2 separate regions of the Homo sapiens genome follow, and region 2 is linked to region 1. A link is an interaction called in ENCODE POLR2A ChIA-PET data of the cell type or tissue named here. Cell type or tissue: Panc1. All regions are shown on one strand. Each heading gives the region's core, and the rest is flanking DNA. Links, peaks and the distances in the headings are about the cores only. Region 1 has its middle 140 kb from the start of MIR3146. Region 2 overlaps HDAC9 (histone deacetylase 9).

What was found. ChIA-PET counts read pairs that join two places held together with the same protein. Peaks named below come from ENCODE experiments on the same cell type or tissue, not always from the same donor. Only the 100,000 strongest peaks of a DNase experiment are listed, where the experiment ranks them.
Region 2: POLR2A ChIA-PET joins it to region 1 with 5 read pairs; 1 of 35 experiments calls an interaction of 5 or more read pairs at or near these places.

The regions. Positions count from the first base shown.
Region 1 is chr7:19,557,117-19,564,167 of GRCh38, forward strand. No RefSeq gene overlaps it. Among named protein-coding and RNA genes, the nearest start is that of MIR3146, 140 kb to the right of the region's middle. In Panc1, for the core only: no CTCF peak of the experiment used is centred there; a DNase peak (open chromatin) is centred at 3,658.
Region 2 is chr7:18,864,982-18,872,032 of GRCh38, forward strand. The region is part of intron 21 of HDAC9 (histone deacetylase 9); the gene reads left to right. Among named protein-coding and RNA genes, the nearest start is that of HDAC9-AS1, 33 kb to the right of the region's middle. In Panc1, for the core only: no CTCF peak of the experiment used is centred there; a DNase peak (open chromatin) is centred at 1,860.

The sequences.
Region 1 (7,051 bases), core at 724-5,723:
GGGTGCAGTGGCTCACACCTGTAATCCCAGCACTTGGGAGGCTGAGGTGGGCGGATCACCTGAGGTCAGGAGTTCGAGACCAGCAAACTAACACAAAAACTAACACATTCTCAGCAAACTAACACAAGAACAGAAAACCAAACACCGCATGTTCTCACTCATAAGTGGGAGTTGAACAATGAGAACACATGGACACGGAGTGGCGGGGGGCATCACACACTGGGGCCTGTCAGGAGATGGGGGACTTGGGGAGGGATAGCATTAGAAGAAATATATAATATAGATGACAGGTTGATGGGTGCAGCAAACCACCATGGTACATGTATACCTATGTAACAAACCTGCACGTTCTGCACATGTACCCCAGAACTTAAAGTATAATAACAATAAAGAAAAGTAGAGAAATTAGGGCACATAATTTACATCCAAAGATAGAAAAGTAACAATTAGTTTTGGTCACAGAGGAGAACCCACAAGGAAAAGTATATTTCTACAAATAAAAATTAGGACAGTGAAAGAACTGAAACTGGAAAACGGTGCACCTATGTCTAAATGCAATATCTGAATCTTCACACAATGTTTCTTAATGGTTTGAAACCAACAATTACTTTTCACTTTGTTTTATGCATAGTCCCATCAACAGAAAATGTTACAGAATTTATATAAAATGTGTGTGTGTGTGTATATATGTGTGTGTGTGTGTGTGTGTGTATACACATTTCCCCTGCCCACTCCAGCTAATGACATACAATCTGCTCTCCAGAAAGGCATTCTCTCATTCCTCCCATCATTGGGAATCATTGCAAATGACTGACTGGTCTGTGATGAGTAATGATTTTTCACTTTCCCATTGCATTCAAAATAATAATGAATAAGACTGGTAAATATATAGACTGCCTTTATGTTTGCGTGACTTATTCAACATTATAAAAAACATCTGGAATATGCGTTGTTCACAGTTAAATAAAATTGCTTTCCAGTTTTAAATACAGAATCATTTTTGTAGTCCCAATACTCATAAGTGCTACTAAAACTATTTTGTAAGTGCAGTCCCAAAATCTTCAAGAAGTTCAATAGTCCATCCTGTCTCAAAGCAAATGACAGGCATCCAAGTGATGGTATTGCCAAGGCAAGAGGGTTGTATTTGGCTCCTCTATCTGAATGACAACCTAGCTACTGTGAAAACCTGGGGATTTGACTTCTGTTATAATTGGATCAGATCTTTCCAGCAGCTCCTTCAAGGGGATATTAGTTTCATATGGAACCTGCAGTTCTTCCAATTTAAGGCTTTGATCGTACAAATAAATGTTGAAATGCTGATTCTGATTCTGTCATGCTAATAGAATTGGTGACTGGATTTGTATTCAACTGTGTTGAAGACACAAGGGAGTGGGCAAATAACTAAATGGCCCATTTACTGAGAAGGCACAGTGATGATGAAAAGATGGTCCAAGATTAAGATTTGCAGGAGATTTGCTTTTATTACTAAATTAATAGGCAGCCTGTATTATCATAAGATCTGAAGTTCTAGTGAGCTGTGAATGATCAAACTGCAGATTTCTTGAGGAAATGTTTTGCGGTGTTAACAACCTTCTGGAGATATCTGTCCCATCATTATTCTTTATCCACCCTGTGGTTAAGGCTGATGCATCTGAAAAGTATGTGGAATCTTCTTTCAAAATGTATTATATTTGATGACTATGCTGCAGCATATAAGTATCCCATTCAAGATGTATTTAAAATTAAACATGACATTTTGCTTTTAAAAAGAAACACACTTTTTTATTTCAGAATACTTTTATAGAAAAGCTTCAAGGATATTATAGAGGTTCCTTGTACCCTACACTCAATTTCTTCTGTTTTTAACATCTTATATTGTATGATACATTTGTCACACATAATGAATCAATATTAAGGCATAATTATTCACTAAAAGTTGTTCTTCATTCAGATTTTCTTAGATTTTAGTTAATGTCCTTCTTCTCTTCCAAGATACCATTCTGGATACCACATTATATTTAGTTTTCTTGTCTCCTTCGGCTCCTCTTGGGTCTGATTTTTTTCTCAGATTTTCCTTATTTTTGATGGCTTGACAGTTTTGAGGAGTACTGGTAAGACATTTTACTAGGACACTGGTAAGAATGTCCCTCAATTTGTTGATTCTTTTTTTTTTTAATGATTCCACTGGGGCTATGGATTTGGGGAAGGAAGACCACAGAGATAAGCTTGACATGCACTAGCTAGACGAGGCAGACCATGTTAAAATTTTCCATTGTGAAGTTAATTCTTCTTTCCCCTCTTTTCATATTGAACTGTGGAAAGAAGTCACTCTATATACAGCCTACACATAAAGACTGGAGGTGTAGGGAGTTATGTTCCACATCTTTGAGTGGGAGTATATCTGCATTATTAGAGATGTTAAAATTATTTAGAATTTTTCTACAGACAAGATTTGTTTATTCTCTTCCATTTATTTATTTATTTTTATTCTATCACTATAGACTCATGGATATTTATTTTCTGACCTAATATATCGTTGTCTATTCTGTTCTTCAAATTGTGTCAGCTTTGGCCATTAGGATCTCTTTTAATTGTCTTCTATGTGTATTTGACATACCTCACTTGTATCATTTTGTTTTCTTTTATTCTTTTTCTGCTGCTTTCTTACTTTTTGGCACAAGAAGATCATCCAAGCTCTTTTTTTTTATATTTCCTGAATATAAAAAAGTCATCCGTGGCTTGGATTTAATTATCAAAATTAAATTGCAGTTAAGATTTCAATAATCTCCAGTCACATTTTAATCTCCATTGCTCAACAATGTAAACTGTATTTGTAATCAAAAAAGAAGTTTTTCTCTGGTTAACAGATTATGTTTTTAAATGTTTCTGTCTGCTTACCAAATAAGAAAAATAATCTGGCTAACAGATTATTTTAAAACTATTTTTAACTTGGTGGGTTTAAAAAATCATAAGTGAATGTGTATTACTCTAATCACCTCTGTTCAAAGCCAAAGGACAAAGTGAGGTAAGTCTAATTAGGCTAATTCAGTGAATTATCATCTGATCGAATCACGACTGTAAGAAATTATCCCTGGCTAAGTGTGGTGTCAAATTATTCTATGAAATAATTGGGAATATGACCCCTGGCACAAAAGGCTAGCTGTTTCCAAGAACAGAGTTCCCAAATAATGAAAGAGCAGCAGCTAAGATTACACCCTGTGCTTTAATTTCATAACTAGGCAAAAAAAGATGTTCAATATCCTCAACTTATTTATTTCCTGACGGGAAATGCAAAATTAAAAGTGACTTTGTGATATTTCACTTGCGAATAGATTGATAGAAGAATTCTATGAAATTCTAAAGAAATACGATAGGAAGTTTTATGAATTTAAAATTTAACTTAAAGAGAATATTAAGGTTCCTTTAAAATTATGTGAAACTACTATTTTGGGCCAGGGGTGAAGAAGCCATAGGCAGTAAATTCCTTCTACTCACTTCTCAGTGTAATCCTGTGGGTTTATCCAGAACATTAGGTACTGGCTGGGAACTTCTGTTGGTAGTCTCATGTTGATGAATCATCTCTTGGGAACATATTTGTCACGGTTTAAAAGAAGATACTTGGTGCTTGTTAAGGTTCTTTGACTTTCTTCTTATTTTACTTGTTTTCTTTTAAAGGTCAACTTCATTTATACCTTTAGAGTTCTGTTAAGCTAGACTCTATTTCGTCGTACCAGTATCATTGATGTTTTTATTTGGAGGGCTGAGTCAGCAGCATTGTTTTAAAAGACTACTTCTCTTTTCTCCCCATGTCCCTTTACATATTTTTTTAAAGTAAGCGTAAGTCCACTAGATCTTAACTTTTTATCTCTCTTTCAATAAAATTTATGCTTTTTCTTTCGCTATTTAAAATAAATGTATTTTTCATTGTGTGTTTAATTCTAAATTTCTCTGATCTAACAGCTTGACCTAAAATATAGCTCTTATTTTTAGAGAATATTGTAGGGTATTTAATAAAATAAAAAGAGCTAACTAACTAAAGATAAATCCATGGTGTACTATCAGGAATCTACTGGTAACATTTGTTTTTCAGTTATTAATTCTTTTATCCCTCCACCCATTTATTTATTGTGCTGAGACCTGTTGTTTCGCAATGATACTGTGTGAAACACTACACTAAAGGAGTTGCAATTAGTACAACTGTGAGGCAATTCTTGCATAAACAAGACAGATAGCTTACTTTCTAATGGAGATCAGCATGAGCATATTTCTAAAAGGTCGGATATATATTATGTACCAGATGAGTGATACAAAAAAAATCAGTGCTATAGACAGGCAGACAGAGTTTTTATTGAGATTCAGGCAGTCTGATCAGGTCAGATATACAACATAAAATGGCACTTGAGGTAATCCTTAAGGGGTAGATTCGAATTTAAAAGATTGAGAAAGAAGCATGGATTCAAGAGTTTATGCATTTACTCATTCATGGGTTTAGAAAGTTTTCAGTAAACATTTGAGTGAAGGGCATTCCACTAGTTCTGAAGCATAAGGCAAGGTCTTTATGTGAGGAAATGTTGATGATCCAGTTTTTATGAAGAATCAGATTTATGTTACAGTGAAATGTGGCTAGAATTTGAAGTTGGGTAATGGTCATGTAAGAAGTTGAAGCCAGAGTTAGGAGGAGTCCAAATATTAATTAGTGGATCTTAACTGATTTTGGTCAAGAGATGATGGCAAATCTTACACCTCAAAGAGGGATAAAGAAAGTGATGATATCAGAAATTTGGTTTATGAAGATTTCTGTCACATTGCTGTAGAAAACAGGGAATTTATGAGAAATGAATAAGAGGCTTCCCAAGGAATTTCCCAGAGAACTGATAGCATGAAGTTTTATTAGATACAAGGAAACAGTTTTTGCTCATTAGCAGCCATACACTAGAAACAGAGAAAATATGAAGTAAAAACGACCCAGAGTTGGAAAGGAGCTTGTTAGACATGGAAGAGAATGAGGAGTCATCTTGGAAAACTCAACAAGGAAAATATGGAAAGGGAACAAAAAGTAGGTGGGTTCAAGGAACTCAAGAGCTTAATGAGGTGGTTTTTGAAAGGAGGAAGGATCGACTGATAGACGTGGCGCTATGTGTGTAGTATACTGTGATGGTTAATTTTATGTGTCCACTTAACTAGGTTATGGTGTCCAGGTATTTGATCAAATACCAGTCTAGATGTTGCTGTGGATACACTTTTTAGATGCGATTAACTGTTAAATCAATAGACTTTGAGTAAAGCCAGTTACCCACCATAAACTGGATGAGATTCATACTCAGTTGAAGGCCTTAAGACAAATCAATGAGGCTCCCCAAGGAAGAAGAAATTCTGCTAGAGGACATTTGGTTTATTTCATTGCTATAAACAGTGCTCCTATAAATATTTATATGCAAGTGTTAGTGTGATGATAGATTTTCATTTTTCTTGGGTAAATACCTGTGAATGAAACTGCTAAATTATGTAAGTGTCTGTTTGTAGAAACCTACCAATCTGTTTTCCAAAGTGGCTGTCAAGTTTTAAATTCCCACAAACAATGTCTGAGAATTCTGATTTCTTCATATTCTTACCAATACTTGGTATTGTCAGTGTTTTTTTTTAATTCAACTATTCTAGTGTATGTGTAGCAGCATCTTATTATGTAATTGGTTTGCATTTTTCTAATAATTAGCAAAGGTTAGCATTTTTTCATGTACTTATTTGCTATTTGTGTACCTTCTTTAGAAAAGCATCTATTCCAATATTTATCCAAGTGGTAGCATAATTAGTAATTGTTATTAGTGGTAATATTTATTATTATTACTTAAATATTGAAGCTTCTTTTCTCTAATAGTAATATAGCCACTCCAGTAAACTGTAATTTTTTTGCATGGAACATCTTTTTACATGCTGTCCTATCAATTTGTGACTTTGTATTTAAAGTACATCTCTCGTTGAAAACATCTAGTTGAATATTTTTTTCTATACAGTCTGACATTCTCTGCCTTTGCTTGAAATATTTATTCAATTCATGTTTAATATAATAATAGGTAAGGTTGGATTTAGGTTGGACATTTTGCTTTATTCTATTTAACTATTTTTGTTTCTCTATTCATCCTCTATTACTTCTTTTTTGGTAAACAAACTTTTTTACTTTGCCATTTTAACTCTTCTGACACTTAGGTGTGTAACTTTCAGTGTTTGATTACTCTAGGAGTTAAAATATGCGTCTGTAATGTAATACAATCTTCAAGTTAGCACTGACTTCATTTCCAATAAAATATAGCAACTTGTCTCTGTATAGCTCCATTTTTTTCTCTTTCTATTATTATTGACATATATATCGTGTTTGTATACATTATAGAAACAACAATTGAGTGGGGTTTTTTTGGATTTTAATTATAATATGTTTAAATTAACGAGAAAAAGATAATACCTACGTACACCTACACAAAATCTTTTATCTATGTATTCATCATTTTTTCCTGTGGTTTTTAGTTACCATTTGATGCCCCTTCTTTTCCATCTGATGAAATTTTAAAATTATTTCTTGAAAGGAAAGTGTATAGCAACAAATTCTGTTTTTGTTTTTGTTTTCTAAACCCGGAAATGTCTTTATTTTGTGATGAATAATTTTGACACAAAATATTTAGTTGACATTTTCTTTTACTTCAGGACTTTTTAATATGTTACTATCTCCTGGATTCCATTGTTCTGATAAGTCTGCCTTTAACCTCATTATTGTCCTTCTCTACATGATGAATTATAGCTGTCTTGATACTTTTAAAATTTTTGTTTTGTTTTCTTTTAACCTTTGTCTTTTAGGAATTTTACTATAATATTTCTAGGTATACTTTTCTTTGTGTTATCCTATTTGGGGTTTGTTGAGATCCTTGGATCTATATAGTTAATGTTTCTGACCAAATTTGGTAAAGTTCTGGCCATTTCTTTCAAAATAATTTTTCTGCCTCTCTCTTTCTCAACCTCTTTTCCTGGAATTCCAGATACACATATGTTAGGGTGATTGATA
Region 2 (7,051 bases), core at 967-5,966, 690 kb before region 1:
TGTCAGGCATATTTGTGAATAGAGTCCTGGCCAAGCTTCACTGACCAGAGACTCATGGGTCATTAAAACAAACAAAACAACAACAACAACAAAATTTGCTTCCACCAGAAGAGAAATGATGAGGATCTGATTAAACATGTTAAGCTGGCCGGCTGCCATTTTGAGAACAGAGTACAGGGGTAAAGAGGTAGTATGGGCCCCTCTGAGGAGGCCATGGCTGTGATCCAGGTGAGCAGTAAAGTTGGCACAGGCCAGGGTGAGAACAGTGGAGGTGTAGGAACGTGGTACATTTCTGGATATATTTTGAAAGTTTGACAATAGGATTCCTTGGAAGATTGGCTTTGGGTTTGAGAAAGAGACAGGGAGCTGCCAAAGATGAAAAATTGAGGCAATAAAAAAGGGAGTGGTAAAAGAGAGAAGGGGGCAATGTGTGTGTGTTGGTGGTGTGAAGAGTTGGAGGGTGAATGCTAAGGAAGAAGAGCAGGACTTATTCAGGTCTGGGCTGGTGGAGCTAGAGGAGAACACCAATTATACCTGGTGTGCTTAGCGCTCCTAGTGCTGACGCTTTTCCACAAATGCCCATGGTAAACCTTCATTTAGTGCCCCCCACAAGGACCCTACAGGGCCTGTGTTGTGTGAGGCACTGGGGGCTGTTCTGCAGCACTAGCAGCCACAACAGCTGCCTGGAATCTGTATAGACAGTTCTTTGATGTGCTGCCTTCACCACTTTGGGAGCCTCTTTTCCTTGTACTTCATGCACAAACATAGGTGAATGCATGAAAAAATGTGCAGTCTATAATGTGCATTTTTGTTTTTGCCAGAAAAACCTAAAAGAAATAAAAGTTTTTGTACCATTTGAAAAGGTATAATTTTATAATATGATGCTTTCATGCAATGACATACAATTAGACTATAGAGAAAAAAGGTAGGCTTGGATTTTCACCTATAATTTACATTTGCATGATTATAATATGCTATTATAAATTATACAGGGGATCAGAATCTGCTGTCTCAGAGGTGACATATAAGATCATATAACTGCCTACTCAAAACTTTTGAGTTTCCACTCTTGTTCAGAATGAAATCCAGTGTCCTCACAGTGGCCTACGAGATGCTACATGAACTGGCTTTATGCCACCTTTCTCATCCCATTTCCAACCATCTTTCCTTTCATTCACTTTGTGTGAGCCACAGTGACATTCTTTTGATGCCCTGAATATGTGGAAGACCCTTCCACTGCAGGGCTATGTCCACCTCAGAACGGCCTTCTCTAGGTACCCCTGTCTCAACGTGCACCACCCCCGTGACTTTCTGTACAATTTGTTTTTCACCTTAGTCCTTATTACATGCTTACTTGTTTATTTATATAGTGTCTTGCCATGAAGGCAAGAGATCAGGGACTTTGCTGTGAACCCTGGCCTATAACTGATGTCCTAACTCACTTTACACATCCTCTCTGGTGGACTTTCACATTGTTTCTTCCTTGTTGGTTGCCCGCTCTCCTCTGTCCCTCAGTACACTGTGTGTGCCTGGGTTTGTTTTCCACCTGCCTTTCCTTCTAACCTATGACCTTTTTGAAGGCAGAGTTACAACATATTTGCATTTTTGAATCCCAGCACCATCCCAGTGCTTCCCATATGGCAGGGACTCAATAAATTACTTCTAAATGAATATAAAAATATTGTTGAGTAACTTTATAAGTTAAGATGTTGTGAAATTTGCTTTATAATTTTGAGTTGCAGGCTGTGGAACCAAGCCAAAGTTCTGGTCCTATGGGAGTTCCCTTCTTGCAACTGAGCACGTCAAATGAGTGGGTAGCGTCTTATGCCGTTCACTCAGCACATGCTGGGGTGAGTCATGGGAAATTACTAGTGTGGTTCAACTTAAGGACAACACTTGACTCAATGTCAGTGCAACCAATTGTTTGGCCATTGACTAGAGATGAAATAGTTCCAGAAATCTGATTCTGAGGAAGTTCAGAATCAGAATCAATTGTTCCAAATCTCATGGAAAGAAATTTAAAGTGGAATTCTTTTCTGCTTACTGTGTTTAGCATCTAGTCACATGATTTGTATCTCTTTATGTTAGTGGTAGTACTCTTTCTGTCTCCTTTTATTTTTATAAGTTTGGTTTATTCTCACTAGCATGGGTTTCACCAGGGGTGGAGACATGCAGGGAAGAAGGAAGAGGGTTGTTCTTCAAGAAGAGCATGACAGAATAACCATTGGTAGGTGAGGACAAAAAAGCATATATGCCATTGTTATTGCTTCAATCATGTGTTTTCTAGCAAAGCAACGTAGGTGCAAATCACCAGTGAATCCTCCTTATTCTCCTACGATGGCATATCCAGTACTTGGTCCCATGCCTCATTCTTTCTTTGATGCACTTTCTTGCTTTGCAAAAGTACATTGTCAAGTAAGTTATTCGGAAAGGGAGCATTGAACATAAATTTCTGAGCCCTAAAATGTTTTAAAGTATTTAAGTCACATACTTAAATACTAGTATGTGATAGCTGCAAGCAGCATTAAAGTTTAAAAATAATTTTCCCTCAGAATGTAAAAACATTCAGTGTTACTGATTAGGACTTTGCTGTCAATATCATTTTCTGATTCTTTGAGGACACGTTTTTTCTTTTTAAGGCTCTCTTAGGATCTGACAAGTGTGTATTTTTTAAAAAAATACGTAGAGCTTCACACTGGTTGGACTAATCAAATTCATATACTTGAGTATTTTTAGTTCCGAAAAATTATCTTCTGTCGTAAGTTGATCATTTCCTCTCCTCTCTTTTCTTGGGTCTCTCAGGGACTCCTATTATTTAAATATAGGACTTCTGCAATGACCCTCTGTGTCTTATATTTTCCCATCTATTTTATACTTTACCTATTTGCTTCCTCTTCTGGGCGATTTCTTCAATTTTATTTCTTCAGATCGTCTACTAATTTTTTAAGTTATGCAATTTTAGTTTTTATCTTTAAGTACTTCCCTTGTTCTTTGATTGTTCTTTTTCATAACAGCATGTCTTTGTTTCAAGGCTAAAATATTTTCCAGCATTTCTTTGAAATTATTATGTTTGTTGTCTGAACTTTATCTGTTTCGTTAAGAGTCTTCTATGTATATGTTTGTTTTAATCTTTTTTTTTCTTGCATACAACATGGTCTTCTTATATGCCAGGTAATCCCTGATTTTCCACTCATATTTAAGAAAGTAGCTAGTACCAGCTTTCCCTGTGGTTGTATAAATGGGTCAATTGAGTGTGTGTGGACTGTCAAACCCCACTTTAGTGTTAGCATTCTAGAAGATAGCAGCTCTTGGTCTCTGGATCCCCATAAATGACAAAATAAGGAGGACTGTGTGTTAGAGTCCCAGTATCTACATTAGAAGTCTTAGCTTTGTTCACACACATACATACTTTTCTTTAAGAAAGAGGCAATCTGAGTGTGTTGCTTGGTTGCTGGCATCAAGGAAAGGTAATTAAGGCGTTGGGATGTAGTCTGATGTTCTTAACCGACTGACACTTTTTTAATTTCTTGTTTTAAGTCCTGCCTGTTTTCTGTCACCATACCCATTTCCTCAGTGGAGTATATGGTGTTAGGACATACATTAGTTTTTTTCTACAGTTCCTGGCTCATAACTCCCATAGTTCTTGCTACAGTTTTTTTTCTTAGTAGGTTGGTGCAAAAGTAATTGTGTTTTTTGCCATTAAAAGTAATGTCATTAAAAGTAATATAATGTTGGGTGTGCTAGGCTTCAGAGGCGGGCCTCTGATCTTCTGCTTTCCTTTCACCTGTCCCAAGGCAGGACTCTACTCTTCCCACCCTTCTTATTGTAGGTCTTAAGACCCTCTCTGGAATGAAGGAATGCTGAGTGTCCTGAAGCTTTCATAAAAACTCAAGAGGACTGGTTTGGAGAGCTTCCAGATAGTTAGAAATGTAGAGGTTCCTGGAGGGTGGCATTCCCAGGGAGGGCATGGAGACTCCATACGCCTTCCCCCATACCTTGTCTTATGCATCTCTTCATTTGTAGCCTTTGAATGTCCTTTATAATAAAGTTAATGTCAGTAAGTGCTTCTCTGAGTTCTGTGAAGCAGCTCTAGCAAATTAATCCAACCCAAAGAGGGGGGCATGGGAACCCCAAATTGAAGGGAAATTCCTGGACTCACAATTGGGGTGTGTGTGTGTGTGTGTGTGTGTGTGTGTGTGTGTGTGTTGCGGTAGGGGGAAGGGCCTTGGGAGAGTTGTCTTGGTCCGGATCTGTGTCCCACCAAATCTCATGTCAAAATGTAATCCTTAATGCTGGAGGTGGGGCTTGGTGGGAGGTTGATTGGATCATGGGGGTGGTTTCTTATGGTTTAGCACCACTCACCTAGTGCTGTTCTCATGATAGAGTTCTCATGAAATCTGGTTGTTTAAAAGTAGCACCTCCTTCTTCTCTCTCTTCCTCCTACTCTGCCATGTTTGTAAGTTTCCTGAGGCCTCCCCAGAAGCCTAGCAGATGCCAGCATCATGCTTCCTGTACAGCCTGCATAACTGTGAGCCAATTAAAGCTCTTTTCTTTATAAATTACCCAGTCTCAGGTATTTCTTCATAGCAGTGCAAGAACAGACTAATAAAGAGACTGAGTCCTCAACTTGTGGGATCTACACTATCTCCAGGTAGATAGCGCTGAAACTGAATTGGAGGACACCCAGCAGACATCCACTGCTTGGCGTGTGGAGAAAAGCACCCACCTTTGATCACAGACATCTTCTGTATTGAAGATTATTGTGGTGGTGTGAGAGCAGAGAAAAAAACACCGGTTTAGAGAGTTTTCCTGACACAGGCTCAATTGGATGGAGTGTCTCTCATCTCTTCTGTGGTCCCATGAACGCATATGCAAAGCAGTAGCTTTCTTTTTTGGGTTTTTTTTGTTTTTTTTTTTTAGTGTGCTTCCAGTCAATTTCCTTATTCCGGAAATTTGTTAGAAACTTGTTTGATAGCAATGGTCCTTACCCTCTTTAATTGCTATAATTTTATTTATTTTGATATTCTGATACTTGTTAGCATTTTATTTTGAAATAATATTGAAATTACAGAAAAAGCTGTCAAAATAGGACAGAGTTCCTGTACGCCAACACGCAGTGTACCCTAATATTAAAAACTTACCTAATCATAGTATAGTTATCAAAATTAACAAAGTAATATGTGTACAATGCTCTTATCTAAACTACAGATTTTATATGGCACTGCAAATTTTCCACTGATGTCCTGTTTCTGTCCCAGAATCCAATCCAGCATACTGCATTGCACTTAGACATCATGCCTCCTCAATCTCCTCCAATCTGTAGCAAGTCCTTAATCTTCCCTTGTTTTTTATGGCCATTACTTTTGAAGAATACTGGTCACTTATTTTGTCAAATATTCCTCAATTTAAATTTGTTTAATATTTCCTCATTATGAGATTTGAAGTTATATGTTTTTAGTAAAAACGCCATAGGACTGCTTTGCCTTTAATGCATCATATCAGGGAGTATTGATGCTGATATGTCCAATCATAGGAGATGTTAACTTTATTCAGGTAGTGTCTGAAGTTTTCTTCATTTCAAAGTTTCTGTTATTTTCCTTTTTAGTACCTTGGAGAAGATACTTTGGAATTATGCAAATATAATGATTGACAGCAAACTTTTGTCCACTAATCTTATTTATTATCATTATTATTGTTATTACTATTTTTTGAGACAGGGTCTTGCTCCGTCACCTAGGCTGGAGTGCAGTGGCATGATCATAACTCATTGCAGCCTCAAACTCCTAGGCTCAAACAATCCTCCTGTCTCAATCTCCCGAGTCATTGGAACTACAGGCACACACCACCATGTGTGGCTAATCTTTTTTGGAGAGATGGGGTCTCTCTGTGTTACCCAGGGTGGAACCCCTAGGCTCAAGCAATTCTCCTGCCTTGGCTTCTCAAAGTGCTGGGATTGTAGCCATGAGCTGCAATGCCTGGCTCCACTAATTTTGGTATCCATCCTTGAATCTTGCCTGCATCAGTTATTTCTGCCTTGTTCCAATGGTAATTATATATTTTCCTCAATTCTTCTACATTTATTAGATGATATTTTTCTGTAAGAAAGAGCTGTTTTCTCTCCTTTCTATTCAATTATTATGTATTCACTATGGACTTGGTGTTTGATTGTTTGGATTATAATCCAATACTATCATTATTTATTTTGCTCATCAAATTGTTTCAGCTTTGGCCATTGAAAGTGCTTTCATATTGGTTCACATGTCCTGTTGACATGTCCATGTCTCTTTTAAAGCATTTTTTTGACTTCTGTCACCACAAGATATTCCAGAGTCATGTAGTATTTTCCCTGATGCAGTGCTGGAATCAACCACTTCTCCAAGGATCTCTGGGTCCTTTTATTGGAAATTGATATGAGAAAGCAAGATCTGGGTATTAACTCTGCTCCTTGTCACTGGGGTGCCATTGCTTTTAGGAAATATATACTAACCCATGGATACAGTCATCTAAATGATTCATCTATTATATATTAAGAACCATGAGTTCGTATGTATCTTCCTATACTTTCTTTTCAGTGGGATATTGGAAAAGATGAGAGGCAAACATGTATTCTTTGTTTGCTAACTTTAATCAGAAATCCCAATTTTTCAGATAAAATTTTAAATCAGTGCTTTCACAGATTTGTTTTAATAAAAATTACATTGTTTTTCCTACTTCGTACCCTCAAATGCATTATTCAATCTTTCAGACACAATAGATCTTTTTGAATACAAATTAATCTAGACTGGCATAAATAGAACAGTGAACACTTCCATGGACATTCGTAAATTCATTGCCAAAATAAAGAGATCTGTGGAGTCTCAGTTTCATTCATTTATCAGAGAGGAGAACAAGAGTTTAATGCTGACAATAGGAAAATAAATAATATTCAGTTCAAAATTGAGCACATCTTTAGACCAAGACGGTGTTTGCAACATAGTAGACACTGAATATATACTTGTTGAAATGAATGAATGAACCTTACCAATGTCACCCTCCATAACCATCTGTTGCT